Linked DNA regions of Homo sapiens: region 1 is linked to region 2. The links are chromatin loops, found by intact Hi-C in ENCODE. Cell type or tissue: Calu3. All regions are shown on one strand. Each heading gives the region's core, and the rest is flanking DNA. Links, peaks and the distances in the headings are about the cores only.

The links. Hi-C counts contacts between places; a loop is a spot of excess contacts. Peaks named below come from ENCODE experiments on the same cell type or tissue, not always from the same donor. Only the 100,000 strongest peaks of a DNase experiment are listed, where the experiment ranks them.
Region 1: it touches region 2 in a loop (2.4-fold over the local background); 2 of 110 quality-filtered maps call a loop at or near these places.

The regions. Positions count from the first base shown.
Region 1 is chr2:141,545,856-141,562,634 of GRCh38, reverse strand. All of the region lies in intron 2 of LRP1B (LDL receptor related protein 1B), which reads left to right. Among named protein-coding and RNA genes, the nearest start is that of LRP1B, 580 kb to the left of the region's middle. In Calu3, for the core only: no CTCF peak of the experiment used is centred there; a DNase peak (open chromatin) is centred at 7,624.
Region 2 is chr2:141,102,348-141,119,126 of GRCh38, reverse strand. The region is part of intron 7 of LRP1B (LDL receptor related protein 1B); the gene reads left to right. Among named protein-coding and RNA genes, the nearest start is that of MIR7157, 520 kb to the right of the region's middle. In Calu3, for the core only: a CTCF peak has its summit at 9,333; no DNase peak of the experiment used is centred there.

The sequences.
Region 1 (16,779 bases), core at 6,289-8,788, 450 kb before region 2:
CTCTGCCTGGAATACCCTTGCAGGTGCCTGTGAAGATCTGATCTACACTTCAAAGTCTGTATTCTCTGGCCCTTATTATGGAGCTATGTAGAGATTGCCAGAGATAATATTAAGTATGCAAATGCAGACATCAGGTTTAGTGAGTAATCTGCAAAACAGAATCATGAACGTGTAGTAGAGGTCAGTAGTGGGGAGTAATAGTAAATTAATTAGTACTATACTGAGGGAGTAAGAAAAACTCAGTCCATTGCCTCTCTGAGTTTTAGATAAGTGGATAGCTATTGGATATGGAAAAGAAATCTCTGGGTCCATTCCAAAAAGCTTTATCCAAATGACTGAAATGTTATCTTAGGTTTCCTAAAAGAAAGGTACCTCTTAGCCTCTGACATAGTTCGTGTGACACCGTGCTCATAAATCCTTCCCTGAATTCTCTAGGTCAGCTTAGATTGAATCGACTTCTCAGCCTCCATTATACATCCTTTTTCCTCTTTTATATAACTTACCTATTATTTTTGACCCAATGTTAAAAGTGTTTCTGTGTATAACACATCTCTCCATTTAAATTGTAGATTCCTGGAGGCTGGGAGCTTTGTTTTACTTACATTTATATCCTCATTTCTATTCTGTATAACCCTTGTTGCAAAGTTGACAGGCACTACTAAACATTTGTTAAGTGAATTTGTAAGTAAAACATAGGAGATGGTTAACTTCTATTGGCAATCTGTTCTGGAAATAATAAAATATTTTTTAAAAATAAGCTATCGTGGTAATGTTAAGACTTACAGTATATAGATTGTGAAGAATTCACTTATTTTTTTGCCTAAAATTCTAGATAAGACAAACACATTTTGTCTTTATATTAGAGTATAGTAGAAAGAGGTTGTCTTTGTACTATAACATGTAACCATTATCACTTTAATTACAGATTAGAAGGAGAGGAAGATTTGTGAAAAGTGAAGAAAATTGACAATCTCTGATTTCAATCTTAGACTAGGCTATGTCATGTTTAAACAAAGACATTTAGCCTTTCTGAAAGAATTTAGTGCACATGTTGTGGGAAATGAAAATGGCCAGGTCATTGTAAAGAGGTGAAATTGGTAATGCAGAAAGGTAATAAATGGGGATATTCACAGAGACAGGATGTTTAAATTTCCAAGATTCCCATCTTTGCTGTCTTCTAGCCCTGAGGCATTAGTTGTCCTAGTTTCCTGTTTAACTTTTAAATTTATTTTGAACACAGATAAACCAACAAATAGAGATAAAATAGGCCCAGACCTTTCTCTGTAATATTAATCTATTGGAGAAAATGTTTAGGATTTATAGAAGTTGGCTTAAGTTCTGGAATATTTAATTTCAATGTTAGTAGATTTTATTTTATATGGAGTTTCATTTTAGGAACATAATGGCATATAGCATATCTAAACCTATATCATAGTAAATAATCCTGTGATATCATCCAGTAAGAATTACATTTAACCTTTATTTTCTGCTATGCATTGTGGTGTTAGGAATATTTTAAAATATAATTTCCCTCATTTCAAAAAGCTCATAATCTTTAACCAAGTTCTACCCTGCTTAAAACCCACAAGGTAGACTAGTTAATTCATAGTTTGATTACTCAATCTGCATTGCAAATGCCCACCTTTTTCTGGGAGTCTTAGTTATAAGTAGCATATTTATCAATAGTAGAAAGAAAAGTAAATAGGAATCTTGCATGTTCCACGAGTACTACAAAGACCTTGCTGTAATCCAGCAGTTAATGATTATGGGGAAAATAGAGGTTATATTTCCTGACACAATTTCCTCTCTCATATTCAGATCTACTAAGTATACTTAATTATGCTTGATTATTACTAAATCTTCTGACCTGAAACTAGTTGGAGTTTTCTATAAAACCTCCTAAAAAAAAGTACTTTATTTTTAAAGAACATATAATTTCTTTAATGTCCACAATTTATCAAATTTGTATTGATTGCCTCTGCTACAAAAATTTTTCTCCTTTCCTTTCTCCCTAGAGAATAATTTATCATCAGTGTGCTAAAACATAAACAGAATTTCAGAATTTCATCTAGACTTAGGCCTAAATTCCCTGTAATCCACTGATCCAACTAGCTAAGTGAGCCAGAGAAAGGATCAGTTGAATTATTACATAAATTCCCTTTGGAAAAGTTGAATAAAATGCAACGTCTACAGGATATATACTCTCCATGAGAGTTGTAAAAAACCTACAAGCCTAGTAAATTGGAAAAGCAATCCAGCGGTTTAGCTATTTAAGTACTAATGCAGAGATAAGATTGCTTTTAAAAAGTATCACACCCTCTTCCCAGTATACTTTTGTTTCTTTCCTATTCAGGTTGCCTTGGGGAAAGGAGAATGAAGTTAATGTTCCTTTGACATAAGTGCACTATAATGCTGGATGCATTAAATATCTTAAAGTGGATGGAATAGTTAGGTAGCTAATTTAGTATATCGTGAATGGTTTTAGATAGTGCATGCAGCTTCTGTTATTTTTCTTAACCATTTTCTTTTCTTTTTGCATGTCTCAGGGGTCAAAAGAGTAAGCACAAAGCCCAAAGCAATTAAGAAGGCAGGTGGTATAACCAGAAGAACTTAGCCTTAGTCTGAAGTTAAGGGTACAGTTCAAGGTTTTGGATCATGGAAAATCCATTTAAATTCTCAGAGTTTCTGTTTTTTTGGATGCAAAATAAGGAACTTGGATGAAACGATTTGTTTCTACCTCGAACTTTACAAATTTTACAATATCCTAAATTCTGTAAGACTAAAAACAATTATTTATATTATACAATATTATATAGGTAAGTAGGAAAATGTATTTTTCAAATGAATTTATCACAGATTTCTAGAATGCAGTTTAGGCCAATTGTGCCTCAATTTTCAATTACTTTTTCATCCTCATGATCAATAAAAGCTGTCATTTACCATGCACCTACAATATTCAATGCATGGTGCTGGCAATGATAAAACTATTCCCTATTTAAAACAAATTTACTTTATCACACCAATGCATACCCATTTCTTAAAATTACAACAGATATCTACTACCCAAATTAATACTGACTTTTAACCATAAAGAAAGCACTTCTTAAAAATAATGATACATCTAATTGGATGAATGATATCATTTTTAATGGGATGTGATAACAAGAACAGACATAATCTAATCTGATATAAAGTGACACCTCATTTTATCAGCATCAATTTCATTTGGCTTAGATATGTTCTCTCAATTGTGATCATGGGCATATGGTTAGTATTCTTATTCACCACCGAACTAAATAATAAGGAAGTTGTCAGTTGCACTGCTGACAGAAATCAATCATAGACCTTTGATAGAACTAGTATTTTTCTCTGAGAATAATCATTTAACAAATTTCTGGAAAAATATTCACCATTCCTAAAACAAGTAAAAAATTTTAAATTTAAGAAATGAAAGAAACATAATAGTGATGGAGAATAATATTTTTAAATCTTTAAAAAAATGGCCAAACTTCAAGTATTAATATTTAATTATGATGCATCAAAATAGTGTACCAAAACAATTTAAAATTTTACATTAAAATTTTAGCAATCGTTTTTTCTTGAGTTTCTTAAAACCAATACTAGATAATATTAATAACCTAAGGCTAAAGTTAGGAGCAAGACTATTGACAAAAAGATACTCTGGTCTGTAGACTTGGGACAAAAATGAGGTACCTCTATTTATCAGTTCTTGATATTTTTATTCCTTATGGCCTTGAATAGATTCATAGCGCTGTTTTAAAATATAACAACTGAGCAGCATATTGATTTTTGTTATTGTGATCTTACGCTGAAGATGATTTCCTATTTTTCAGGCTGTTGACCTACTTAGGTCTTGAAGATACTGATTAGAGATTGCCAGAATCCATTAGTGCGTAAACATAGTCTACAGCTAAGATTGATCTTAGCTGAATTACTTCTTACTTGTATTACTGTTATATCCATGCTTTAATTTTGGCTGTTGAGTCATGATACAACAGGACAAAGTATCTTGGACTTAAAAACTCAAGGTTAATTTAAACTGTATATTAATATGCTCTGTAGGGCTACCCAAGACATAGTCATAATTTTGCTATGAATTTGTTATTGTTGTTAAGAATGTATAGAGAATCCCATTTTATGTGAAGAAGAGAGAAGGTACTGAATGTGATTTGATTTTCTAGGGTCATGATACTCCAATTAGGAACTCTTTAGGTACTGTGTAGCTGATCTCTTTTAACTTGCCAAGGGAAAAAAAATATCTACCTCTTTTTTCTCATAAGGCCTGACGAATGATGAGGAGATGCCCACCAGCAGCCTTTCCTAACATAACTTTACTCCAGCATAGGTTTCTGGCAAAGTAAATTAACACCCTAAGTTTAGGTGTCTCCTTGGTGACCTACTAGTTCACATCTATTGCTCACCTTTAAAAGTACTCTAAAGACTAAGTGCCTAATAGAATGCTGATTAGAAATCAACCACTTCAATTCCAAAGAGCAATTGACTCAGGAAAGTGAGGAGTTTCCATGAGCAACAAGTCATTAATTGCCCCTGAGATTGCAGTTATCATTGCAGACCTGCAAAGCCTCAAATTTCCAGATTCCTGGGTAATTTAGGTTGCAGGCCATGGGCAGAGAGCATTTTTTAGAGCAAGTGTATTCTGGCCAAAAACAACTGTGTAGGTGGCTGTGGCTGAATAAGGACCATCTGTTTCCTCACTGCCCACAGCCCAACTGCTAAGTTTTGGTTATGGTACCCACATGTAGGTCCCTATTTACATATTAGTTATGGTATAGACACAGCTACCATAATAAGATCCAAAAATTCAGTGACTCAAACAAAATAAAAATGTGTTATACACTCTTAGTCTAGAGTCTAGAGGCAGGGTGGCCCTCTGCGGGAATAGGAAGGTTTATTCCACAAGGTTTCTCCAGGTTTCTTCTTTCTCGTGGCTCACTATTTCTAAGGATGTCTGGATCTGCTGTGCACCACATCAGTGTTCCAGCCCATGAATGAATGAGAAAGGCAGTGAAGGACATGGATCTTCTTTTCAGGAACGGATGTGGTAGTTGTGTGAATCACCTTTACTCACATCCCATTCATGAGAACTTAGACATATTGCCACATGCAGCTGCCAAGAAGATAGGGAAGTGTAGTTTCTCTCTGCGGTTATTCACATGCACTTAAGAAAAAATTCTTGCATTTCACCACCCAAGGTTTTCCCAGTATGTTACTATGGTAATCCATGCCACACTGAAATGGTGGTTTATTTTCTTTCTTGCATTATCTCCATAAAATATGGACTGTTAGTCAAGAATTAATTATTTGCTTACTTTTCTTTCTGTGCACTCTCTTCGTTTCGTTGTTGTTTGTTTGTTTCCTGTGTGTCTTTGTGGTAGAGTTTTTTTGTTTGTTTTGCTTGTTTTTAGCCATTTCAGACATTTTGTTGAGAACAGAATAAAACCTCTCTACTGTACAGGAATCAGTAAGTCTATGAAACTTTCTCTACATATTCCCCTTTTACCGTGTGTATTTACTATTATTTAAATTATATTTAAACTATGCTTTTTGTTCAGCAACATCAGCAGAGAATAGAGTGACTATCAATGTAAATATTATTTACATCCAATCCTCTGGGAAGAGGAATGGAAGAAAACAGAGAAAGGAGTGATATTATAAGAAGAAATATGTAGGAGTTGTATAGAGTAGATCTGAAGCTTAGAACTTTTCTGGCTTACTTGCTATGGGACCTGGAGCAAATTACTTAACTTCTCTCAGCCTTTTCTTATCTCTAAAACAGAGATACTATTGATTACTTCCTGACACCTGTTCAATATTTTCAACTGTTGGGTAGAAATGAGCCTCCGTATATTCAGCCAAGAAAGTACAGAACTGAAAACTGATCCTACTTTTACCTGATTTAAACTCTCATGTTCTTAACCCATACTAACCTCTAGAAGTTTTCTTGGAAGTGATATTTGTTTAATAAATATATAAGGATCTATTTGTATCTAATAAAGGAGTTCCTAGTAGATTTTACATACAGCTGTTAATAAGTACCCCCAATCAAATCACTTAGATAATGTCTGGAATTTGTGAAGATGTAACCAAGTCTCTATGAAGATTTATTCAGTATCATGCAGATGGTGAATGTACCACTTTTGGAGGGATTCCCTATTTTTCAAATCCCAACAATCAGGACATTGACAGTGATTAAATTTCACTAACAGTGGAAGCTCTGTTTCTAAATTCTGCCTGGAAAATGAGTGATTTCACAAAAGACACTTGCCAAACTGGCATTCCTATGAATTAGTTTTGTGCTTCTCCTTGGGTAGTTTCTGGCAAATAGTTCAGTGTCAGTGCTTCAATGCCCGTACATTCTTACAAGGAAGTACAGCTAATTGTCTCCATTTTTACCTAATGTAACCCTGGCAGTGAACACATAAACCTATTTGTGGTAGTCCCTAGTGAACCACAAGATTTAATATTAATGGATAACAGGAAAACATTGAGATTATGCAGGCTCACGGGTCATCACCCATCATGATTATTATGATAAACATTAGTTTAGATAAATACATGGATTAGGCTATAAAACTCTAGAATGTGTGTAGCGGCCATAAACAAACAGAAAACGGAAAGTCTTCACTTTAAACAAAACAAAACAAAACAAAACAAAACCCTGCAGAAATAAAAGATTTAAAACTGGCTTACTTACCCTTTTCCTCACGTTAGTATCCTGGTATAGAAAGTGCTTTTGAAAGTGCCTGTGATTTGGAATGCTGAATACCTTTTCAAAGACTCTTTTAATCTGTATAAAGATGTAGAATATATATAAAATACAGTGCTCTACACTCACCAGGTACCTCATCAACGTGGCTTACTAGAAAGCTGTGTAGGAGGTTGTAATAAGGGTTTTTAACATTTATTCAAAATTTTACAAAGCATGAAGGCAATTTTTCAAAAAACACAAATAATTCAGATAATGACGAGCTTGTTCCTTTTCACTGCAGAAATTTTAGGCAAGATGACATTTTAAAAATCTTCTTTTATGAAGAATTTAGCCAAACGTATAGTATTTTCATGTTTACTCATTTATTTAACCAGAGATTGATTGCATGCCTGCTGTGTGCCTGCCACTCTGCTTTGTCCAGGACTTGAATCTTTAGTCTCAGAGACAGGACCTCAGAAACAGTGCTTGGTACATAGTAAGAGCTCAGTAAATATTGGTTAGATTTTAAAAATTGTTTTATTTTTATTTACTTAGTTACACATATAATTGTGGCTAAGTAATTTGACAGTACTTGGTTTCAATGTCACCACTCCTTCTGAGCATTTCATGACTTCCTCTGATCAATCTGATTGCTACAGTTTCTGTGCCTCACCAGCTCCTTGTTTGTACTTAAGAAGAAATTTGTAGTGGTGTTTGTTTATTTGTTTACATATATTTCCTTTAGCAGAGAAAATGTGTGCATCTGTATGTGTATATCTCTACATCAGGCATTCTGTCCATTTCCAGTCCTTCATAGAGTGCATCACAGCTAGTGGAAGTTGAACGTCTGGGCATCTTCCCCTTTGGGACTTTATGTCTTCATTCTGGGACAGTCACTACCAACAGATGGTGCTATTAGGTTACGCAGTTCCCAAGAACGAAGCTCTTCTGTGCATTAACATCACCTGAAGAACTTGATACACCACAGAGTCTTTGGTCTTACCTCTAAAGATTCTGATTCAGTAATTTGGGAGGGACTCAAGAATTTGCATTCCTAACAAGCACAGTGATGCAGGTGCTGCAGGTCTGTGGACCACAATTTGTTAGCACTAATGTAGACCACTAATTTTAAAGGAACAAAAGACTATTCAAGGCAGTCATTTTTTGAACTAAATTAAATCTAGGTAGGTATATGTGAGAATATTTATACATATTGGCTTCTTAGAAAGATTATAGGTCATAGAAACATATCATTAAAAAATGTAAAATCCATAAGTAAGGTATTTTGAGATTTCTTTGATTTACAGTGTTCCTGCTATTATCCACATTATTTGTCTTAATCCAAGTATGTCTTTCCTTTCATATATGAGTGGTATAAAGTTATAGTAAAAATGTACTCTCTAATCCTGCATTTCATTCTTCAAGAAAACAATTGTTAACAGTTTCTTACTTTTTACAGAAGTGTTATATGCAGATATATGTATCTATATCTATTCCTATAGATATATAATGTATATCTATTCCTATAGATATATAATCTATATCTATGTCTATTCCTATAGATACATATAATCTATATCTATGTCTATTCCTATAGATATATATAATCTATATCTATGTCTATTCCTATAGATATATATAATCTATATCTAGGTCTATTCCTATAGATATATATAATCTATATCTAGGTCTATTCCTATAGATATATATAACCCATATCTAGGTCTATTCATATAGATATATATAATCTATATCTATGTCTATTCATATAGATATATAATCTATATCTTGTCTATTAATATAGATATATATAATCTATATGTCTATTCATATAGATATATAATCTATATCTATGTCTATTAATATAGATATATAATCTATATCTTGTCTATTAATATAGATATATATAATCTATATCTATGTCTATTAATGTAGATATATAATCTATATCTATTAATATAGATATATAACTATATTAATATAGATATATTATATAACTATATTAATATAGATATATTATATAACTATATTATTATAGATATATTATATAACTATATTAATATAGATATATTATATACCTATATCTATTAATATAGATCTATAATATATATTTCTATATATTTATATATAATATAAACATATATAATATATTATATATTTTATATATAATATATTATATAGATATATAAAAATATAGATCTATATAATATATATTCTATATGATATATATCTATATGTTATATATAAAATTATATATTATATATGTAATATACACAATTGTTTTTAAAGATAGTTTTTTAAAGGTAAACATAGTAACCTGCTCCAAAATCAACATGGTGAAGCAATGTTAAAATAGCAGCATGAATGTTTCCTCAACTATACTGTCCTGTTTATGCAGATGTTTGCCTGTTGACCGAGAAAAAATTTGGGATAATTTGTCCAGTATGCACATGTGGCTAACTATTCCTGTATATTTAAAAGAGAGTTCATGAAGATACCCAGGAGACTATTCTCTTTATTTCCTTTCCTTCTGCACACCTCTTGCCTTTGATACTGATATTTTAATACTTAATTTCTCACAAAAGCAGCCAGTCTCAAGGTTTTATTCATAACCCTTTGCTTGCAACTTGACCACTTATAAACCAACATTATGTTTCTTAAAATTGAAATTGATCTTAGAAAACGCCCTCTTCCTTATCTCTTATTCTGCATGAGCTTGGATGTTATCAGTTATAGGCAGCAGTCTCCACTGGAAAGTAGACAGCCATTGTCTTTGGGAATTAGTCTACATTAAGTGTCCTCATCCTATAAAGTGCATTCATTGACACTAGAATCTAGCACTAGACAGGAAAAGCCTGACACTTTCCAAGGAAAGTTATCATCCCTTTCCTCTTTCCCCTTCTCCCACTACCTCTCCATATTGTTTCTTCTACATACTTAACTTACTCTGGTCTTCTTTCAATGTTTCTCATATAACGTAGTTTTTGAATCCCCTTATTATCCAAGTATTCTTATATGTTCCAACATATCAGTGTTCTTTTAAGAGATGGTGCCATGGAAACAGAAGCTTTCTTATTTTTTTCCAAATAGTGATGCTCCCCAATAATCCCAGTAGAATTTTTTTTATTGGTTTAATACACATTAGGAATCCTAGACCACATTTTCTTCATAATCCCACCATACATTTTTCCGCCAAGCCAATTAACTACCTGAATTTTCTCAAGAACATTTTTTTAATACAAAGGGAATTTAGAAACTTCTATAAATAATAATCATACATTTGCTATGTTATGAGGCTGTGAGCCTCCTATCACTAGCAGTGCTAAAGCAAGGATATGCACCAGATACTAGGTAAGCTGTGGAAGAATCTCATGTAGCTGGTAATTAGTCCAAATAGATAACCTTTAATTCTCTTTATGGTCATATCTACTATAATTTTACTATTACTTAAAATGAAATTTGGAGTCTATGATTTGTTTTAAGCATATTACCAAGCTATAGTAGATTCATACAAAATTGCTCTGTTTTAATACTCACAATGAGAGTTCATTATTGTGTCACTCAGTGGTGCTGGAGTACTAGACCTTTGAGTTCCAAAAATTAAAACGCTTGGGAAGGAAGTAATTGACATTTTTCACTAGAAATAATCTCATGACACCAATATAGCTTTTAAGTACAATTTGGAGAAATAAAAAATAATTTTGTCCTTGAGTCTAATTAGTTTCCTTGATACCAATGATACTGCATTTCTCTGAAAGAAACAAATGATAGGAACATAGCTATCCTGGCATAATAGGTTTCTAATGAATTACTGATATTCATATAAAAAAAGAAAGACTTTGCATTTAAAAAAGATTTTGTATTAAATATCACACTGTGATTATTCTCACAATTATTACAAAATACACTGGAACCCCAGTTGGTGCTAACAGTCAAATAATAGGCTATTTAGGGGGTAGAGGCATCTTAATTTTAAGTAGTTGTTAACTATTTACAATGCACAAATTCCATAATAAAAAGAAACTGAGGAATATTCCTGAACACCAAATTGGCTGTGGAAAATAATGGGGTGTTTATTATTTTTATTAAATGAGAGCATTATGATCCATCAATCCACAGATAAAATAACTGGTGTCTTCCGCAGGACTGTCATTTTCACTTTAGTATTTTTCATAGGGCCAAATTTGGAGAGCCAATGTGGGGTGCAAGAGTTGCTTTAATGTAAAAGCCACTCCTTTCCACACATTTGCATGCTATGTAGCCAATTATAAGAATGGTCCAGTTTAGGTTTGAATATATTCCAAGGAAGGTAATACAGACTCTTTGCTTTGTCATTTTGCCAAAATTGTTCGACCAGTAAGTTTTAATTTTGCTGATTGGGGGCTATTGATAAAAACTCCTAATAAAGAGGTCAATAAAAAAATTCATTTAACTGAATGAGAGTTTTGGTGTAACCTTGGATGGCATTTATTAATTTCTATAATGGTGAATCAAGAGCTAAATCTAGTTCATAATAACAACGTTCCCTGATAAGTTTTAGAAATAGAGGGCTTGAAGAAGCTCTTTTTTAAATGTTTAATGAATAACCTTGGACTATTGTAAAATACATTAAAAAAAAGCAAACAAACTAAAAAGTTCTATTAATATGTGTTATATATACATTTATTTTTATTTCATTTATCACAATTATTTTATTTCAATTATCACAATTATTAGCTACAGTGTCCAACTACACCCTTATTAACAAGAAATACACATCTATGTAATATTTATATAATCTTTGCACAGAGTTACTAAGGTTGCAGACCATAATAACTTATTTCCTATTTCTAGCACAGAAGCTTTAAAATAATATAAAAATATCTTGTAATATGCTTCTTAGTAAAATGTACTTATTCAGTATTTGTGTTTCATACTGATAGGATGTAAATTTTTATTGTATCTACTCAGATTATATGTAAATAAATGATGTTTTCTCTTGGTAAAATTACATTCCAAGAAGATAAATTAATAATATATGGCATATGACACATCATCCTTTCAAAGCACTTTAAGTGGGAAAAGTAGATGAGGACTTGTTCTGGAATTTGAAGGAATGGATGAATACAGGAAAACATTGGGGAAGGTAGATTGTACATTCTTATTTTACTGGTATAAGCAATTATTTAAATTAAATTTGCTTCTTTTTAAGTATTAAGAGGCTTAGAAAAAAATTAGAAAGCAATCTAGAAAAAGTAGGAGAGAGGTGGGATGTCTATTAAGAAAATTAGGGAGATGAAGAGGTTGAACGAATATCCAAAGACATGTATATTGAAGGGTAATTTGAAGCCTTTGGATAACGCAGAGCCAATAATTCTAATTCTAGGTTCATTTTACTTTACGTTATAGTACTTTTTGAGAAGCACTCTCTATAAGTTATTGTGAGACATTCAAAAATCAATTTGCATTGGACACTTTTTTTCCTGAAGGAGCTAAAAATCTGTTTACAAATGGCAATAGTTCTACGTATTGTAGAATGAGAAAAATTTAAAAATCTATACAAAGAGCTTATTCCAGGAGCTGAAGTGAGAAAAGTTCACTTCCAAATAGGATTTTAGGAAATTTAAAAAGGACAGGTTTATAAAATTCACCTTCTTTGTGCTTTTTCTTCTTATAAAGGTAACATATGGCTATTGAAAAAAGTTGTAAAACATCGGTAAGCCAAAACTAATAAGTTAAAACTGCCTGTAATCTCGCTACTTGGAGATAAATTAGTCATGAATTTGAGAGTCAGGGATGAATGAGAAGTTTCAATTGAAGCCAAACATAAAATGCATGTAGTCAATGACAAAATATACGTATGAGGATTGTTTTGTGTAAGTTCTAACTTAAATTTCTACATTTGAACGCAGTGTTTCTTTTTCTTTTTCCGAGACAGGGTCTTGCTCTGTCACCCAGTCTGGAGCGCAGTGGCGCAACCTTGGCTTACTGCAACCTCCGCCTCCTAGGTTCAAGCAATTCTCCTGCCTCAGCCTCCTGAGTAGCTGGGATTATGGGCATGCACCACCACGCCCATCTAATTTTTGTATTCTTAGTAGAGATGGGGTTTCACCATGTTGGCCAGTCTGGTCTCGAACTCTTGACCTCATGATCCACCTGCCTCGGCCTCCCAAAGTGCTGGGATAACAGGTGTGAGCCACCGCTCCTGGCCCTGAATGCAGTTTTATATATTACAGGAAAGAAACTTGTTTTTGCTTTAAAAATAATGACATATCCTCTCTGTTTTGTAATTCGCAAACACTGGCTACTAAGGCTGTTTTTAAGATTAAAGAAAACAAGGGAATAAAAACATATAAAAAAGAGAAAGGCCGACAAAAGATTCTCTTGCTAAGGCTGAGGAAGTAACTAAAAAGAGAGACTGGTATCAGAAAATACCAGTCTTTTGGGGCTGAACAAACATTATTTTCTTGGGAATTCTTCCAAAGTAAACTTTAATAATTGTAATTACTGCCTTCTCTTAAATGTATCATGGTAATATGATTACACTCTATTCCCCTATATGTTGCCTCAATCTGAAAATTAGCTAACAGTGAGGGCTCACTTTGTGCCAGCTTCTATCCTAAAGGCCTTATGTGCAATGTCTTATTTTTTCCTCACGATAACGTCATGAGGTTTACATTTATCATCTCCATTTTTGGGATGTGGATACTGAGAGTTGCTGCCCCAGATCTTATACCTTCCAATTCATAGAATTAAGATTGAAACTTTGTTGTCTAACTCCAAAATTTGTGCTCTTAACCACATTACTATATGTCTTCTCAATGAAACAGCTAATTTTATATAACGTAATTTTCCATTGAATGTGTGGCATTATATCTTTCTCAAGTACATGGTTCAAAAACTCATCATGACATCTGGTCTACTGCTGTAGTAGATAACTGTATATCTTTCCAACTGTATGCTGTCATTTTTTTTTTAACCAGCAACGTTTAAAAAGACACCAGATATTTCATACTTCAGGGGATTATGTTGCATTGTTTTAAAGTCTGGGTAGCAGATTCTAAGATCTTAGGACATGCAATGAGAAAATGTTAGCTCTTTGTTGACACAAGCAACCACATAAATACTGGATGTCTTATTATTCAGCCATACCATATGCACTGTCATTAAGCAGGATTTATACATACACCCATCTAATAAAGGCTCTTTGCTGGTGCCTAAACAAAATGATTTGCTAAATCAGCACAGTAATATGGATTAACAATCAAGCAGAGCAAGTCTTGGGTCATGTACCAAAAAAAATCCTACCCAAGGTCAAAGATCTTTATTGGAAATACTGAGCTGAAAGTTTTCACTGAATTTTGTTATCTCAGCAGAACAGTAACAATGAACAAAGGGCAAAAAACCTCAAAGGTCAGCATGTCTTTTGGGTAGCTAGCAAGCAAGTAAGCATTTCCGAAGCCAGATAAATGGCTCCAAAGCATGACCCTATGTAATCCACATCTAATTCACCACTATGCCTAAGTGCCTTTGCACATGCTTCTGGAAACATAGCCCCCTTCATTTTATCTACCTATTTAGTTCACAGTCATCCTCCAGTTACAGTGACAAAATGATAAGGATGACAAAGACTACAACAATAATGACAGCAAACTAACATTTTTGAGCACTGATTGAGATGCTTTCAAAGGAACATGTCATTGAAATCTCATAATACCCTTCAAGTTGCATATTATTTATTCTATCTGTTGTATAGATGAGGAAATTGACATTAGGAAAGGTAAAATAACTTTATCTAAAGCTACATAGCTAATAAGTGCCACAGCTAGATTTTAGATACAGGCCTCCCCTGGGTAACTTTGAAACTCTTGCTCTTTTGTGTATATTCAAGACATACAGCAAATATCATCTTCTCTGTAGTCTTCCTTGTTCCTTTCTCAAAGTCTCTGCCACTGTCACCCAACAGAGCTAGGTCGTCCTCCCCTCTTTGTGCTCACAGTTCCTCATACATACCGATTTTGAAAAATATATATGAAGATACAACATTCCATTTATTTTCTTTCTACTAGACAATAAGGCCCACCTTTTATCTTTGTATCCACACTTACTATAATAAATTAAATAGATAATTGATTCAGGATTAATTAGACCAAAGGAATAAAAGGAGATATTAAAAAGAAGGGATCATTGAGGAGATTATGAAAGTACAGCTACATGGAAGGTGAGGTAGGAGATGAGAAAAAGCATGCCTGCTGCACGGGACACATGAACCAAAGCACAGAGACGTAAGAGTCTATTGTCCTTGAAAAATGCTCAGTAGTTTTTGATGATTGGAGTGAAAAGTGGACTGGTGAAAGTGGGAATGCTAACAGTTACAGCTAGAGAAGTACCTTAGACCAGCTTGTAAAGGAGTTTACATGTCAGGCTAAAGAATTAGGACATCACTGGGTTGGCAACAGGACTGTCAAAGAGTTTTTACTGGGAAAAAACATGTCCAGATAATTGTTTTTAAAAGACTACCTCTGCTTGCAGTGTGGAAAGAACGAATTAACGCAAATTGGGAGGCCAATTATCAGGCTGCTGCAAGAGCTTTTAAAAATAGAAGCAGAGAACTGGCACCAAAGCATTGGAAATTAGGATGTAAGGATGATATTGATCTGACAGACATTAGAGGTGAAAGCATGTGTAGGGAGAGGAATGCATTTATATGTCTCTGCGATATCTTGGCCCATGCTGGAAAATGAGACTACTAATTAAAAACATTGAGAGAAGAACCAGTTTGAGAGGTAGAGTACAGTTTTAGATGCGTTTGGTTTACGCTGTTTGTTGGACAACCATGAATGTTTACCTACGACAATACTGGAAATTCCAGCTTAGACAACAAAAGATGTTAAAACTGAAGGTTTCCATTTGGGAACCATTAGGAAAAGGGATGCTGGAACTTTGGACATCAATGAGCAATACTAAGTAAAGAAGAAAGCAGGATCTACAACCCAATATGAAATAATGCTTTGTTTAAGTATTAGGAGGAAAGAAACAAGCCAGTGAAAGAAACAGAATAATTGGAGAAGTAAGAGAATCTGAAGAGAACAGTGTTGGATATGTTGAAGGAGCAGGCAGTTTCTAACTAGCCTGGATGTCAGCAGTGTCAGATGCTGAAGATGATTTAAGGAGGATAAAGATTAAAAGAGGGCTGTTAAATTTTGTGCTGCAGGCCTCAATGCTCATTTTCAAAAGTAAAATGCAAGCTTAAGAAAGGGAATCTTTTCTCCTTCCTCATTCATTATTGATATGTCTGGTAAATGATATGTAATTCCTCACACAAGTTGGTACTCAATACGTGTTTAGGTTGGCTGAATAAATTTGGTTTGAAGACACTGAATAAGAGTAGCCGACAAAAGATCCTTAGAAGAGGAAGAAATTGGTGGAACAATAGATGAATAGAGGAGACGAGAAGATGGGACCCATGATGTAGCTAGAGCAGGTAAGTAGAAAAGAGGAAAAAATACTTCTAAGGGGAGGCACTGTGCTTAGGATCAGCAGTTAGATACCCAGGGTTTCAATTCTGCTTGCCCGCTTACTAGCTTTTTGACCATGAGCAAATTATTCCAACTATCTGAGCATGAGTTACCTCATCTGTAAAATGGTGCCTACATGCCTCCCCCAGCAGAGGGTTGCCAAGGTGAGGTTAACTGAGTGAGTCTATCGTGAGTGGGTTCAGCTGCAAGTGATCAAAAACTTGATGATAGTAGCATGTTCATAATAAGAAGTGTGAACTTGGCAGATTCTGGTTTAATTGTGTCAAGGTCAGTGTGGAGTAGAACTTACCTAGGTTTGGGGGCTGGAGTGGTAGATCTAGGAGGAGGTGAAGGGAAGCATCACCAAGATCCATGCGGATAAACTGTATTCATTTTCTGTTGCTACTGGTACAAATTATCAGAAATTTAATGGCTTATATCACACAAATATGTAATTTTACTCTTTGCTAAGTCAGAAGTTCAACACGTGTTCCACTAGTCTAAAATCAAGGTGCTAGCAGGGCTGTGTTTCTTTATGGAATATGTGGGGGA
Region 2 (16,779 bases), core at 7,812-10,311:
TTTAGCAACCAGGAAGACAATGAGTGTAAAACACAAAATTAACTCATCAAGTTACTGTAATTTTCTCTCTTCTTGTCTCCAGCTGATTAGTGCAAATTAACCGCCTGAGCAGTTAGCCTGCAATATGGAAATCTTAGCTATCTGCTGAGAAGGCAGACTTTTTTCTTTGTTTTAACTATATCTATGTAGAATTCCAGAATTCTTGAATGACATTGCTGTATTTCTTAACGCTGCTTTGAACTTAAAGGACATGTTTGTATGTCTGTTTTGAGCTTTGAGAATTTATTAACCTTAATATTATTATGATTATAATCTTTATAAATTCCTTTATAGGAATTCAAAAGAAAAAAAGGGAAATAAAATGCTTAGATACCTCATCTCTTAATTGAAGATAATAACTATCTCACTAGATTATTGTGACAGTTAAAAACTAAATAATGTGTGGAATAAATGTTTAGAATACAGTGTGGTCCAGAGTGTGCATTTGATATCCTTTTAAAATTGTTCTTATTAGGCCATTGAATTTGATTCAGTGAAATGTACTACTTATTTCAATCTCTTCGCTCTCAGAAAATGAGATATGTAGGCAATTTCTATCCATTACATTTCATATGGTCCATAGAGAGCTTGAAAAACAAGAACTAGTTTACAAAAAAGTCAGCTCTTGACCAATTATTAGAAATAGAATGATGTGTTTTGTTAAAAAGAAAGTTGAAAAGTTAACTAATCTCAGAAAGGAAACAAGTGGTATACCTGGTAGGAAATAAACTATAATTTTTTTGGAGGTGCATCTACAAGGGATAATCAAAGTTTTGTAATAAGATGTGATAAATATAACTGCCTGAAACAAAAATCAAGAAGAGTTTTTGTTTCTGCTGTTTTTTTCCTTTATCTATAAAATAATTGGCAGCCATTTCTAGGTTTAAAAAAATTAGTGCAAACTGAACATTGAATATTTTTGAAGCATCAAAACTTTACCTTTTATCTCTGAATGCATTAAAATATTCCATCCTATACACAGTTTCCATGTATAGTAATTAATGCATTTGTTTGGTACAAAGTTTTAATCAAGAATAATGTACCAGGCTTTTTCCTTGATGTTGGGAGTTAAGCACTGAACAAAGACAGTTTAGTTCCTGCACTCAAGTAACTTATTGGAGCAAGGAAGACATATATGATGATGAGTTATATGAAAGAGACATCCAAGGGAAGTCTAAATGTATTTTTGTAAGGACAAACCAAATGCTTATTTTTAAGATTTAGTGAGTTTTAACAGACTTAGAAACAAATAATATATCTTAAGAGCATACTCATGCCAGGGAATGACCCATTGCCTCGATATTTTTCAAACTTGCATGATTTGAAGGATTTGGTTAAAAATGCTGCTAACTCCATTGCTTACTTGGAACCACACTAAAGCATTGCTCTTCAATTTTACCTCTTGAAATTATTTGTCTACAAATACTCAGATTTTAAAATGTTGTATTATTTACCCCAATTATCAGCTCAACATTCCTTAACCACGAAGTTAAAAATCACTGTGTAATTGGAGACAGAAAGTGGTGAGGTAGTCTAATAAATTTAAACTATTGTGATAGGGTCTATCTGTGATTTTTTTAAACCTTCTAATTTTTGTGTAATTGCTTTCTTATTTTTCATTTTCTCCACTTTCTATTAAATCATTCTGATTAAAACTACTTGCCATCTGTCCCTTGATATCTGATTCAACCTGATTTAAAAGCATGTTTAAAGACTACAGTACTAGTGTTTTAAAAGAAACTCCACTAAAAGTGACACAAAACACCAAGAATTATCTCTAAGAACAGTAGTATTTAAACTCAACCACACTTAAAATGATTCTTTTGAATTGTTAAAAAAAAAAAAAAAAAATGAAGTAGCCAAACATGTAATTCTTATCCTACAGAGGCAATATTATCTTTCTATTTATAAAATAGAAGAAATCACTTCAGTTATATTGATATGGAGATAGAAAAGTGTTAGTGACAAAAGTCAATGATAAATGAAAAGATACTTGGGGCATTCCTGAATTTGCTTGTAATCGTTATTAATACATCTAGAAAAAATGATTAAGGAAGATTTTAATAAAATATCTTATAAAACTGAGAGATGTAAACTGAATGGACAGATAATGTTACCCACGAACTAACAAAGTTATACAAGTGGTCAGGGTGTTGCAAAATGAGCTGCAATACTGAAAACACACTATCACATAAAATATGCAATCCAAGGAAAATCCAATATACAATCAATGTGTGGTAAGACTATGGAAAGTCATCTCGTAGAAATAAGAGTAAAATATACTTTCCAGTCTTTGTTGGACAAAATGGTTTTTGTCAAGGTGAGATTAGAAAAGGCAGAGTTTATAGAAAAAAAAAAATCATTCAGATCTGTTCCTGCCTGTATTACTTCAAGGAAATCAAATACATACTTCAGACGTCAATTTTTTCTATTATAAAAATAAAGATGATACTGGTTTCCATACTACCTTCTAAGGAGCCCCTGGGATTTGGTAAAGGTTTTTGGGCACTATCATGGGGATGGCGAGCCTACTAAGTTAGTAATTAAAACTGGGAAACTTAAAACATGTAGCACATGACTGGATAAGCCTCATTAAAATTTAAGTTAAAGATGATTATATGGCTATTAGAAGGGGAATAAGAACAATTATCTGGATTACTTGACTTCCATATTGGATTTACCTAAATTGCCTAGGAATATTATCAGAAACGATTTTTAAAAGAACAAAAAACAACACTGAGTATTTGCTTTACTTCTTTGTGAACATACAGTTACAAATTTTAATTCATTTTCCATCATTTAATAAGTTATGCACTTAGTATCTTTATTTTAAAATGAAAACGTTTCCTCTCATAATTGTTACAGATTTTAATATAATAACAAATCACTGTAATAGGCTAGAGTATATGAATGTATTATACAGTTTTTTTACTTTAGGAATCTAAAATGACTGTCACATTTAATTTCACATTGTCAAAATAAACATACTGCTATTTAAAGAACTCATTCTTTAAATAAGTTTCACAGGAAAAAAGAAAACTCTCCATTATTTTTATTTATAATGAAATTGCTTTTTGGTGTCATGATCAGAATTAGTACCCTAATGCAGGCAATACATGGGGAATACATATACATTCTATTTAATCATTCTCTTACGATGCTTTCATGTTGTTTTAGGATGTAAGAAGACTGTGAATCAACCCATTTAATTAGGGTGTGTGAAAGCAAAATGAAAATTCTTTAGTTTTTTTCTGGCTCATAAGCCTTCCAACCACACCCCATCTCTGCCTTTAAAAATGCTAGTCAGGTGGGGCGCGGTGGCTCACGCCTGTAATTCCAGCACTTTGGGAGTCCGAGAGGGGCGGATCATGAGGTCAGGAGATCGAGACCGTCCTGGCTAACACGGCAAAAACCCGTCTCTACTAAAAAACACACACACACACACACACACACACACACACAAATTAGCCGGGCATGGTGGCGGGAGCCTGTAGTCCCAGCTACTCGGTAGGCTGAGGCAGGAGAATGGCGTGAACTCGGGAGGCGGAGCTTGCAATGAGCCAAGATCACGACATTGCACTCCAGTCTGGGTGACAGAGCCAGAATCCATCTCAAAAAAAAAAAAAAAACAAAAACAAAAACCTATTCATTTTGCAAAGTCCTATTTAAGTGAATTGGAATGTTCTTGGAATGGGATGAGCCTGCAACCTCAGAAAATTAGTAGCAGTAGTGTCCAGGGTATTATCTGGGTTTATTGAATCCTTGTCTATTCCTATCACATGTTGTGTGTGTGCTGATCTTTAGCCTACTCTTGGACTATGTAGTAAGAACAGTCTGGAATGATGAAGGAGAGGAGTCAAATCACAAGGCCATGTTTAAGATATGGCTTCGAGTAACTATAATCCTTGAAAGTCCACATGCTTTTTTTTTTCTTTCAGAAAAAGAATATAAAGACCAAAGAACATTATCCACTATGACCATACTATAATTTTGTTTCAAAATATGTGCAAGTTCTAGAAAATGGACACTCCTACATTGTATTTTTGCTTCATTGGTTTTACTTTCCGTCATGTTTGTTTTGTTTCCTTCGGAAAGGAGTGTACGTTACTACAAGTGTGTTAGAGAGATAACTACCCTCAAGGGTGCGGTTTTAATAGAATCAAGGAGAGCTTTGGCATGCCCCTGATTTAAAAATAAATTTTTTTTTTTGCATTAGTATGCCTGTTTTCATGACATGTATGTGTGTATGTGCACATATGGACGCACCCACACACTTAATTACGAATTTTCCTCTGACAATTTATACAAACAGGAGGCAGGGAAATGCTGGGTAGAAGAGGGCAGTTCCCCAGGAAAGGCCCCACCTTCAAGCCTGGAAACCCATGGCCCTAAATGGGAAGAGGCATTCCTGTTTTCACACTCTAATATTGCCTTTTCCAAGACTACTCTGACCCACCACACCCCTATCCTTTGTTCATATAAACCCCAACTTCCACTGGCAGATCGGCAGATTGGTATGACAGAGGAGAGAAGAGAAGGGGCATCTGAATATCAAGAGGAGTTTTGCTACAGACAGTCAGGAGATCAGCCATGAAAGGCCAAATTCCAGGGGAAGATCGTCTTCACACTCCATCCCCTTTCCAGCTTCCCTTCCACCCCACTGACAGCCACCTCCATCACTCAGTAAAATCCCTGAATTCATCATCTAAGTCTGAGTGACCTGATTCTTCCTGGCCACCAGACAAGGACCTGGGTACCAAGAGAGCAGGGTGTAAAAGACTGTCACCCTGACTTTTCGCTAAGCTGATTTAACACTTAGCTGTCCACGGAGGCAACTGTTAAAAGAGCATTAATTGTAGCACACCCTTAGACGCTACCATGGGGCCAGAGCCCAAAAGAGGTTGCCCTGGCTCCTGCACCTGCCTGCCTGTGTGCCCCCTCTCCCATAAGGGGTTTGAGCACATGGCAGCCGAGCAAACGAGCCACACCCCTGTGGCAAGTCCTGTGAGGGGGTCAGTGAATTCTCCTGCTTCACCATAATTCGTGACATTTTAAAATTGAATTGTTTTTCATATTTCATGATAGCTCCATACATAGAATGACCTGTTAAATAAATGCTATTTAGAATTTCGGGGAATAGATAATGTTGCTTTAAAATTGCATGAGTTTTCTAACAGCTGAACTTAGACTAGTTTCATTTATATTACTGTATCTTTGTATCTGAGTGTCCTAATAGTGACTGCTACCAATAAGTAGTATAAGTATGTGAGGAAAGAGAAATGACAATATAATTATCATGACTTCTTTCAAGTTGGGGAAATATTAATAGCTTTTTGCATTTAAAATTAATATAAATTAACATTAAAATAATTTTTCTGCCATGAATTTAAGAGTAAAATATTTACATTTTTAAACACCATCTTTCCATACATTTTAGCATCTATTTCCAGAGGTGAGGTACCAGTGTTGGTTCTGCATAATAATAAAACCCTTTCAAAGAACTAGAACTTAAAAAAAAATGAATTGCAAACCTCATACAGTATAGAATTAAAATGCTAGACCATTAAAACTAAGCAGTTGTACAAACTTTAAGAAAAGATTTTAAAATTGTTTTTAAAGGGACCAAATGAATCAATTGTTATTTAAAAGAACCTTTATTCAGCATTGTGTTGGCTAAATACTTCATGTGAGTTCTTGTTTTAAGGCAAGTCACCCTCATTTTTTTTATTGCTTATTTAAGAAAGCTTTTTAGTGGATCTTTATTTAAGAAACACCCATAGTCTTTTTGTTGGTTTGTTTTAACTGAGCTTTTTAGTTGCTCTGAAAGCAGTAAATCTCTTTGGTTCACTGTGTGCTTTGATAGAGATTTTTTTCTTGCCAGCAATTTCTTGCTTCCTATTTTTGAAAAGACCAGTGTTCTGCCTTCACTTAAATGTGAAATGGAGAAAATTAAAAGTTAGTTTTATGTGTTTGTTTCTTTTAGGAATAAAAGTATAATTAACAACTTTATAGAGAGAAGGTTTGTCCACAGAGCTAGTGATTTCCATAGTATTAGTACAAATTTGTAAAGAATTTTGTAATATGCATATTATCAATTTGCCTTTTCAAAAGTCTGTATCAGCCTATAATTTTATCACAGGCTTAATTTAACAATTCTCTCCTTAACACTGATGAACTTTTTTAAAAAAATATTTTTCCAAATCTGATAGGTTTAAAAAAATGCAGCTTAATGTTGTTGGATTTAGATTTCTGGGATTATTAATCAATTTGCCTTTTTCAAATACAGTTGATTTTCATTATTTGCAGTAGTTCCATTCAGTAAAGTTACCTAGACAATTGAATTAGTGAATACTAAATCATTACTCCTAGGGGATGTACAAGGTTAGGTTCTTGCAGGCTTCTGGTCACAACATTTTATTTTCATCAACCGATCCATAATATAATCTTTTACATGTGCCTCTGTTGAAGGACATTGTATTTATTATAAATTGTTTAAATATTGACATTGAACTCACAAATAGCATTATTTTGTTTCAAAATATGTACAGATAGCATTATAACTCGTGCTTGAACAAAGCTTATTTTAACGTATTTTTTTCCCTGTAAGGCACATCACACTGGTCTTACGTTTAGGAACATTAGACAGCACCTCAGCACTACACTTGGGGGCCATTTTAAATAGCAAAATTACCAACCAAAAGCAAAGAATTAGAAAAATGTGGTATTAAAAGACTGTGAAAAGGAAACATTCACAGTATGAAAGCTGAAGCAAAGAAGGCAGAACATTGTCCTGCTTGACCTCAGCAGGGAAAATGGGCAGCAGGCAACTCAAATTTTTGATTTCTGAGCATGTTCATGAATGACCACAAAAGACACTGCTATTTGATGCAGAATTTCTTTTTTTCTTCTTAGCTCAGCTAGGTCTGGGTTCTTGTCTCATGACCAGGAAAAATTAGGCACACAGACACTCAGAGAGTGAGTGGAGTAGAATTTATTTATTTATTTATTTATTTATTATTTATTTATTTATTTATTTATTTTTGAGGCAGGGTCTCACTCTGTTGCCCAGGCTGGAGTGCAGTGGCTCGTTCTTGTCTCACTACAAGCTCTGCCTCCCGAGTTCACGCCATTCTCCTGCCTCAGCACCCCCAGCAGCTGGGACTACAGGTGCATACCACCATACTGGGCTAATTTTTTTATATTTTTGGTAGAGACGGGGTTTCACCATGTTAGCCAGGATGGTCTCGATCTCCTTGTGATCCGCCTGCTTCGGCCTCCCAAAGTGCTGGGATTACAGGCGTGAGCCACCACTACCGGCTGGAGTAGAATTTGTTAAGTGAAAGGGGAAGGCTCTCAGCAAAGAGAGGGGTCTTGAGAGCAGGTTCCTAGTTGCTGCCTTCACAGTTGAATCCAAGGGCTTTTACATACAAGCTGATAGGGCTGGATTTTATATTTGTATAAGGTGTGAATTACTGGTGGCTCCACCGTATTCCCCTAGTATGCATGTGGGTCCTTAGTCCACTGTGGCCATGTTTAGGCAAGCCCCGTAGTACAAGGTCCCTTAAGTGCACAAAACACAGGAGGGAGGTTCTCTGGGGACTCTTTCCTTACTGTCCACCTAAAGCAAGCTGGCTAACTCCTTTCATATTGACTGTTGATTAAAGGTGAAAAATTTTAAAATAAATATAAGCAAGTAAACAAATTTGCAAATATGAAATCTGAATAATGAGGATTAACTGTACTTGTTTGCTATTTGCATTTTTTTTCAGCTTTCCTCTGTCTTGGTTTTTCTATTGGGATTTTAGAATTTTTATTTGTACAGGCACAGTATACATTAAGTATATAAACTCTGTCATGTTTGTTACATGCTTTTATTCCAGTTTATTTGCTTTTAATTTTTTTCTGACATTTTTGATATTTTTATTTTATTTTTATTGCATTATGGTCAAACAATACAGTCTCTTAAATACGGAGGTGTTTTGACTGTGGTATCTTATCCCACGATCACAAGGACTGATTTAGCTTATTTCATGGGGTGACTGGCTGGCTCTTCGCCTTGCCATTTCATTCACTTCTTTCCAAAGTAGACTGTTGAATGGAAGAGGCTATTTTCCCCAGGTGGCTATTTTGTTTTGATATGTAAACTTTTAAAATGTGGCTATATATTTAGTGTGGGGACCCACTTAAAGCCTAGAGTTGGTATAATGATTGTTTTAAGTTGAAAATTTTAAGATTCAACAGACATCAAAATAAGCCTTCTCAGAATTTCCCTTATTTGACTAAAGGCAGAAAATTCTGGGAATGTTCTGCTATAAATCCCCTCTTAGGTGTGGTTTGACTCCCAGAAAGGAAATCAAAAGTGAAACTATCGTACATTCCCTCTCTAGGGTAGTTTTAGGGCCATGAACAAGATGGAAAAGACCACTTGCACCTGTGTTAAAAAAAAAAATCATGATTACAAACTTTCTTGTCTTTGTTTTCCCACAAAGCCATTTGTCTTTCCTATGGAAACTCTCCTGTTCTTCCCATAAAGGTTTTTCTCCACCTTCGCTTTTCCCTATTAAATTAGATATATAAGCTCCTAACATTAGCCCTTGAATGGACCACTTCCTTTGTAGACCTCATACGCATATGAGCAAACTTTTCCTTCTCTTGTTAATCTGTCCTTTGGCAGTTTAATTCACAAGCTCCTAGGTACTAAACCTAAATAGGAAGAGGAAAAGTTTTCCCTTCCCAGTATTAGTTTGTGATAATATATTATGCATTTTTTTGGCTTAATATAAATCTATTTTTGTGAATATTCTATGGATATTAACATTAATTAGAAAGATATAAAATTAAATTTATATCCTTTGGCTTTATGTGTAGACCCACCCACATGAAATGCCTATGTCCCTATACCCTAAATTATTTGGAATGTGCATTGTGTTAAGGCCTGAGAGGTTTTTGTAATTTTACTTATTTAGCTACTTTCTTGTTTTTTTTAAGTTTTAGCTGTCTTAGGTAACTATGCTATTTTGTTCAGAAAGTTTGAAGAATGTTTTATTTTCATGTAAGTAGTTTTCCCCACTCTCTGACTCCTGTATGGAGTTTTCCCTTTCATATCATCATTGCAGCCCCTGGCTCAGTTTGGGCTTAAGTGGGCTATTGAGCTGTCCACACAGGGCACCTTTACTCATCCTACCAGATAAGCCTTGAGCAATATGCAATCAGCTGTTGATTGAAGGCCCTCAGCCACTATCAAAGCTGACAGGGTTTATTTGCATTTTTAATGTGATTCTGAGTGCTCCCTCTAAAGGTAACAGAAGGATAGGCTTCCCTTAGCCTTCTGCTTAGCTTCCTGCTTTGGCCATGACAGTCTTCACTTTCCTTTTTTTCTGATCTTTTGATCTTATCCTCCAAAGTATTTTTTTTTTTTTTTGCAAGGTTGTAGTCCCTTTCTCCTCCCTACACTTAGGCAAGTAACTCTCATCTCAGGGTTGCAGGATCTTCCTTCTTTCCTACTAGTCTTTCCATACTTTGTTATACTATGTTTGAGTCCTCCTTTTGAGGCTTCTCTAGGAATTTTTGCTTAATTCCTATTTTGAAGTGAAAGAACTAAAAATGAATCTTTTTGGCTTTTGTCTCCTGGTATAACAATCTAATTTTTGCTTGATTTCTTAGATGTTTTTTAAAAGACTGGGGAAGTGTAACTGCCAGTGGGTTCATCTTGCTTACTTCCCAGATGGAGCCTATTTATTAAGAAAGGGGAATTGCAATAAAGAGTTTAATTCACACAGTGTAGCTAATGAGAGACCAAAGTTTTATTATTAATCAAATTGGCCTCCCCCAAAATTTGGAGGCTTGAATTTTGCAAACATAGCTTGGTGGGCAGGGGCATAGGGTATAGGTGCTGCTGATTTGTTGGGGATGCAGTCACAGAAGTGTGGAAAATGGTCCTTGTTTTCTGAGTCCACTTCTGGGTGGGGCCATCAGGTGGCCAGAAACACAGAAGTCTAGAAAGACATCTTACAAGACCAATCTTAGGTTCTACAATAGTGGTGTTATTTACAGGAATTATTGTGGAAGTTGCAAATCTTGCAACCTCAGAATAATGGCTGACAATCATATAACTCCACCTATACCTTAGCACAATTCAGGTTCCCATCATACTCCTAACCTGGTGGTATTTCATTAGTTTTACAAAAGGGGGTTAGTTCAGAGAAGGGCTATTATCATTTAAACTATCAACTAAATATATCCCAAAGGAAGCTTGGCCCACATACCTTTCCACATAAAGGACATCTTGTCAGGTCATGGAATTTTAGGGTTACAAAACATCTATCTTCATACTGAAGACTTTTTTAGTATTTTTCTAACATTTATTCATTCAATGGTATTAGACTGACCTAGGTTTGTCACTTATGTCTAAATATGTTTAGATTATAAACACATTTTTGGCCGGGCACGGTGGCTCATACCTGCAATCCCAGCACTTTGGGAGGCTGAGGTGGGTGGATGACCTGAGGTCAGGAGTTCAAGACCAGCCTGGCCAACATGGTGAAACTGTGTCTCTACTAAAAATACAAAAAATTAGCTGGGCATGGTGGCAGGCACCTGTAATCCCAGCTACTCGGGAAGCTGAAGCAGGAGAATCGCTTGAACCTGGGAGGAGGAGGTTGCAGTGAGCCGAGATTGTGCCATTGCACTCCAGCCTGGGCAACAAGAGTGAAACTCTGTCTCAAAAAAAAAAAAAAAAAAAAAAAAAAAAAAAGAAACAGATTATAAACATATTTTTGTCTGAATGATTAAAATATCTTTGCTATTAAACTTGTACCTTGTACCATTACTTGTTTAAAGAGTTTTCCTGGTTATTGGAGATTCTGGATTGTTGTTGTTATTTCCAGTTTTGTAGTTCTGATATAAGAAGTTCTAAAGGAAACACATTTAATGACACGGACTTCTTGGGAGGAATGCAGATTACAATTCCTCCTTTAGTGTTGACTTAAATATCAATGCTAGCTTTCTGAGGCATAGTCAGTAAAATCCAGTGCCCCCTAGTATTATTTTAATTGACTATTTTTCTGTTTAAACAAAATAAAATGAACATTTGTCACTTTTCAAGCTGATATAATGAGTACTTGGTAGCACCATACTTTTTTTCCAACTGTGTATTAAAAATGTGTGATTTACCAATTTTAAATAGCAAACTTCACTTAGTTACATACACGTTGAGAAATAATAGTGTTTTGCTATTCTAATGATAAGAATTGTTAAATAAAACTGTGATCATATCATAATCAGTTACAGCCACAAGCAGAAGTTGTTCAATTCCCACCAATCTTTCAAGAAATACTTTTAATAAAATCACATAAAATGTATATTTTCTTATAAAATCTTGCAGCTTTAGTGCTCTTTAATCAAATGGAATTTAAATATAGTCTTTCTTTCTTGTTTTTTCTTTGACACGGAGTCTTGCTCTGTTGCCAGGCTGGAGTGCAGTGGCGCGATCTCAGCTCACTGCAACCTCCACCTTCTGGGTTCAAGCAATTCTCCTGCTTCAGCCTCCCAAGTAGCTGGGACTACAGGTACACACCACCATGTCCAGCTAATTTTTGTATTTTTAGTAGAAAAAGGGTTTCACCATGTTGGCCAGGATGGTCTTGATCTCTTGACCTTGTGATCCACCCGCCTCAGCCTCCCAAAGCGCTGGGATTACAGGCATGAGCTACCGTGCCCAGCCTAAATATAGTCTTCCAAGTTTTTTTTAATTTATCTTTCAAAGATGGATACTAAAATTTTTCTGTTTTGAAAATTATATAGTGCATAAATCACCCTATAAATATAACTGCAGTTTATTTTTATCTCCATAATTTAAAACACCACATAAAAAATTTAATGATATGCTATTATTTACTAAGTCTTCCAAAGTCTGAATAGAACCCTTTACTTTTTTGCCTATTCTTTATTTTTTTTATAAATCACATAAGGAAGACTATTAGGGAATTATTTCCAAAGTCCAGTGAAAAGTGATTGAATACAATTTAAAAGAAAAAGTAGAATCACTGAATATATATATTGGTTCAGTAGAGGATAGCATAATACCAATGCAAAGAAAAAAAAAACAATTAGTTTATCTTGCATATATCACAATTCACAAAACAACTCTCATTCTTGAAAATGATAAAATTATTTTTAGGAATATTCTTTCTCATGTAATAAATATCACTGAGCAACTTGTCAGAGCCCTGGCATCGAAAGTGGTTGACTCGTGGATTGGTAAGAATTTACCAACGACAGTATATGTTTGAAAAAGAAAGTTTTATTGGAAAGAGAGAACGCTACAGAATAGTTCAGCGGGGCTCCTTAGTAAGAGAGGAGTGAGTGCCCTGTGGTGGATTTTTCCTTAGGGGTATTTACAGACCCTAAAGTCAGAGCTTATGAGTAGTTTGGACCTATTAGCTGCACAGGTCATGATAAACTATTACATTTGTAGACATTTTGATGTCTTAATGTAAGCAAGGTTTGCATAATTGAGTTTGGATATGCATGCATTCCAGACATGTCTATTTACTTCTGAATTCTTCAGATAAGGAGTTTTGTCTCTGGATGGCCTGCTTGATGGTCACCAGGTGATCTTCACTCTGCTGAAATTTGTTATAACTTTTATTTATTTATTTTTAAATCTGTACATGAATGCTTACATGATCAAAAGTTAGAAAATGATTTAAAAATATCTGGTTTTAAGCACCTAGGTGTTTTCCTTACTTAGCTCAGTGTTTTTTGGGGGGCATTTTAGGAGCCAAAAAACGAAAGTGAAATATTTTCTATCATTGCTTTTGTTCTATTCCCTAAACTATTTAGAATACAAAATGAAGTGTCGATGACATAAATATTTAATTTCAGAAAAATTGGTTAGAAGATAAGGCCTTGGATTTTTGTCAGCTTTACACATATGAGACTGAGCCTTTAAATTATATTGTTTCTAAGTAAAGTGAGATGAAGTACCAAATCATGAGTTTTATTTTTTTAAAAGTGGTGAAATACCCATTTAGAAACTTACTTGGTGTTCAAGCAACTTTCTATTCTGGACAGGAAGAGAGCAGCTGGCAGAGTTTGGCCCCCTGTGGATTCCCATTTCCTCCCAACTTTTAACTTTCACTGCTCTCAAGGTGACCAGCTTTTTTTTTAAGAGGATGATTGTGGTCCCTCTGGAGATCTCCTTGCTAGCTGTTGTAGTTCTGAATACTTATATACAAATGCCAGTAAAACAATAGCTATCATATGACCAAAAAAATACATTTTGAAAATCACTTTAATTCCAATGTAAGTTTTATAAATTTCTTATTCAAAACAGGTATACATTTTTTGAAAAGCCAGGTCCATCAATTTATGTTATTTAATAGCATTCTCTAAACAATTGTTTCAGAGAATAAAGAATCCAATGACTTTTCCAAAGAGTTTGACAGGTGGTCAATAAAATTCTGTTTACTATTATTGAAACCAGAGCAAGATACTCTGCATTTTCTTCCTCAGCTTTTTTGAACATGTTGACATAGCTCAGGTTAAGCTTTCTCCGTCTTATAACAGAAACGCAACTCAAGTTCTGCAGACCAAGTCTGAAAGCTGCAGTATTATTTTGAACTATAGGGCCTAGAAAAATTAGTTCTTTAAAAAGTCAGTCAATAACTCACAAATGGTAAGAGTAAACACAGCACACAGGTTTAAAGTGTCTGGATTTCTAGAAAAAAGTATAAAACTAAAAAAAAAATTACATTGAAGTAATACATGTTTTCTCCAAAGCACCAAAAATTCATGTATCTAAGTTGATTGAAATCAGACATTAACTGGATATATAAAATCCATATAATTTGAAGAGGTCTGTCAGTTTTTCCCCACATTTTGAAGAGGGCCATAGAGACATGAGATATCTACAAAAACTGATTGTCTTCATCCCAGCTATATGAAATACAATTCCAAAATGATAAATGCAGACTTTGATGGTTAGCAATTATTATGTAGTACTTATTGGATATTACTATAATACAGTCATCATGCTAAGCCAATTTTATTTATTTATTATTTATTTATTATAAGAGCCTTATGAATCAAGTGCTATTACTATACCACCACTTTATAAATGAGTAAACTGAGGTTTAGAGTGGTTCGAGTCCATGATCTTATTCCATGAATTGATCTCTTAATAATACATTTTGCTGCCAGTAGAAAAGATCATAGACTCAATAATCATATTAACGACAGGCAGGTGTTTTTAATGAGTGAGATAAATTAGCTGTAGAAAATCCAGAAAGGGGAGAATATATCAAATCTGGAGTACCATTCTCATTCAGAAGGGTGGAGCAGCAACTTAATTTCAGCTGATTATTGTTTTGGGAATAATTCAGACCCTTGCTTTCTAGAAATTTTAAAGATAAAGTATGAATCTGGATTTTTACATTGCTGTTCAATTTTTAAATTTCAGCAACCAATTAAGAATAACTATAGACCAAATAAAACCTGAACTATAGACTGAATCTAGCGGAGAAGAGGAAACACAATAAGAGAGACTATTCCATTCATTTCATGTTCAAATAAGTCAACAGGCATTAAGTCATTTTTAAAACTATTGCTGTTTTAGCAGTAAAATGACAGAGCTAGGTCATCTTCTTTATTGCACTGATAGTTCCACCAGTCACGATTCTTAGTGTTGTCTGGTTGACATACTCCAAAGTCTTTCTAAGAAATTTACATACAATTTTGTGAGTTTTTTTTAGTTGTATTGTCTTATCTCAAACAAGTCCCCCTACCCAACTTTTTGCTATGTTACTATTATTTTAAATTCAAATTTTATTTTAGATACAGGGGATACATATGCCATAATCCTAAATAAATTAACACAGGAATAGGAAACCAAATACCACATGTTCTCACATAGAAGTGGGAGCTAAACATTTAGCACACATGGATATCAGCATGCTATGTTATTTTTTAAGAAAAGTTTGACCCAGTTAAAAAGCAGCTATTTTTAACATTCCAGGACAAAAGAGTGTTGACGTATAAGCTCAAACAATATATTAAAACATTATAATCCTTAAACTACCGCAAGAAACTAAACAAAAAATAAAAATTATGTCGAACGTGAAAAACATGGAGAAATGGCTCTCAATAGAATTGACGCCTTTGTGTCAATGCCAAATGTGGTTGGTACAAAATAATTTGCTCCTCAGAATACCTCTTTGAAAAAAGACTTTGCTAAAACCAAAACCACCAGAAACCAACAGCATTTTTGTGCACTTTAAAAACAGTGTTTATAATATATCTATTATATATTGCTTATATAGGCCTTTTGTATTGGTAAATATTTTTATTAAAAAAGGGGGTTTCTTCTAAAAAAAAAAAACTTCAGCCTTAATTTTCTTTTTTTTTCACAGTTGTATTGGCAAGAATTGAATTAGCTTGGTGATTCAAAAATGTTGTCTATTGGCAAAGAAAACATAGCTACTGGTAAATAGGTGCACATTTCTTTATGGAAAAATTTTACCTCTTGTTTTCAATCACCAGCTGAACTTTTTAAGAGAGAGAGAGAATGTGTGTGCTATGGCCCAGCTTCTGCAAATGTACTTATATCCCAATTTAATTAGTCAATCTGTAAATGAAGCCAAGATTGAATTCTGTTGCTGCCACAAGTGAGACAAGCCAATATAATGAACCACACTGAGTGAGCAGCCAAGCAGTGACACTGCGTAAAACAAGTCTTTTAAATAATTCCCCTTTTATTGACAACCAATTATGTTTATTGCCTTTATTGTAAAGAAAAAGAGGCTTTATTTATTTATTTTTAAGAATGCTACTGCACTCTGGATGATGTTCACAAATCCTAAGTTGTTTTGAAATTTTCCAGTCATATAAGTGAATCATATAATCCTTAAAAAGATATTTAGAGTTACCTTTTTTTTTTGGCATCAAATGGATGAAGCAGGCTCTCAAATACAGCCACTGTTGACATGTACTTCAGCATAGATCATAAAATACCAAGGTAAGAAATATTTCAAAAATTTGATTTCAATAAATACTGAAATAAAATGATAAAAATAGAATTGCCTCTGGTTTGCTTTATTATAGGATAAGGATGAAAAGATTATCTTGTTATTAACAGAAATGGATCAGAATATAGCTGGCATTCACAATTGGTGCTGATGTTTAAGAAGTAAACATTTCACTTGGGTTTCACTACTAATTCATAAATAAAGAATTTTTATTATCATATTTTCAATGTAATCCTCAAGAAAAACTGAACTGGGTAACTGTAACCATTTAAATGGTTCAAGTATATAAAATAGTAATTTTAGATCATCTTGGTAGAACTCACTTATGGCCTATCAACATAAAAGCATTCTTGGATTAACTGATGTTTATGTTATAGTTGTACCTTTTTTTTCTATCTTCCTATATTATTGAGACCTGAGTTGGTGTGCCTTTTTAAATATTTTTCTCAACAAATGAGTACCAGCCATGTATAATTTCTTTCATTTGGCCGTATTTGCACCAGTTGTGGACAACAGGGAGAATCTGATAAGATTTCTGAGCTCATTCTATCATGGTTATGGTGGCAAGAAACCCGATATAGGTGGATAGATATGAGCACGGTTATGTTTGTCGCTGCAATAATCCCTTTCCTCCCTAATTTGCTCTGTTCCCAGTGACAGAAGTGATGTACAATGAGGGTTAACCTCGAAAAAACTTTTCAGGATTAGGCTCATA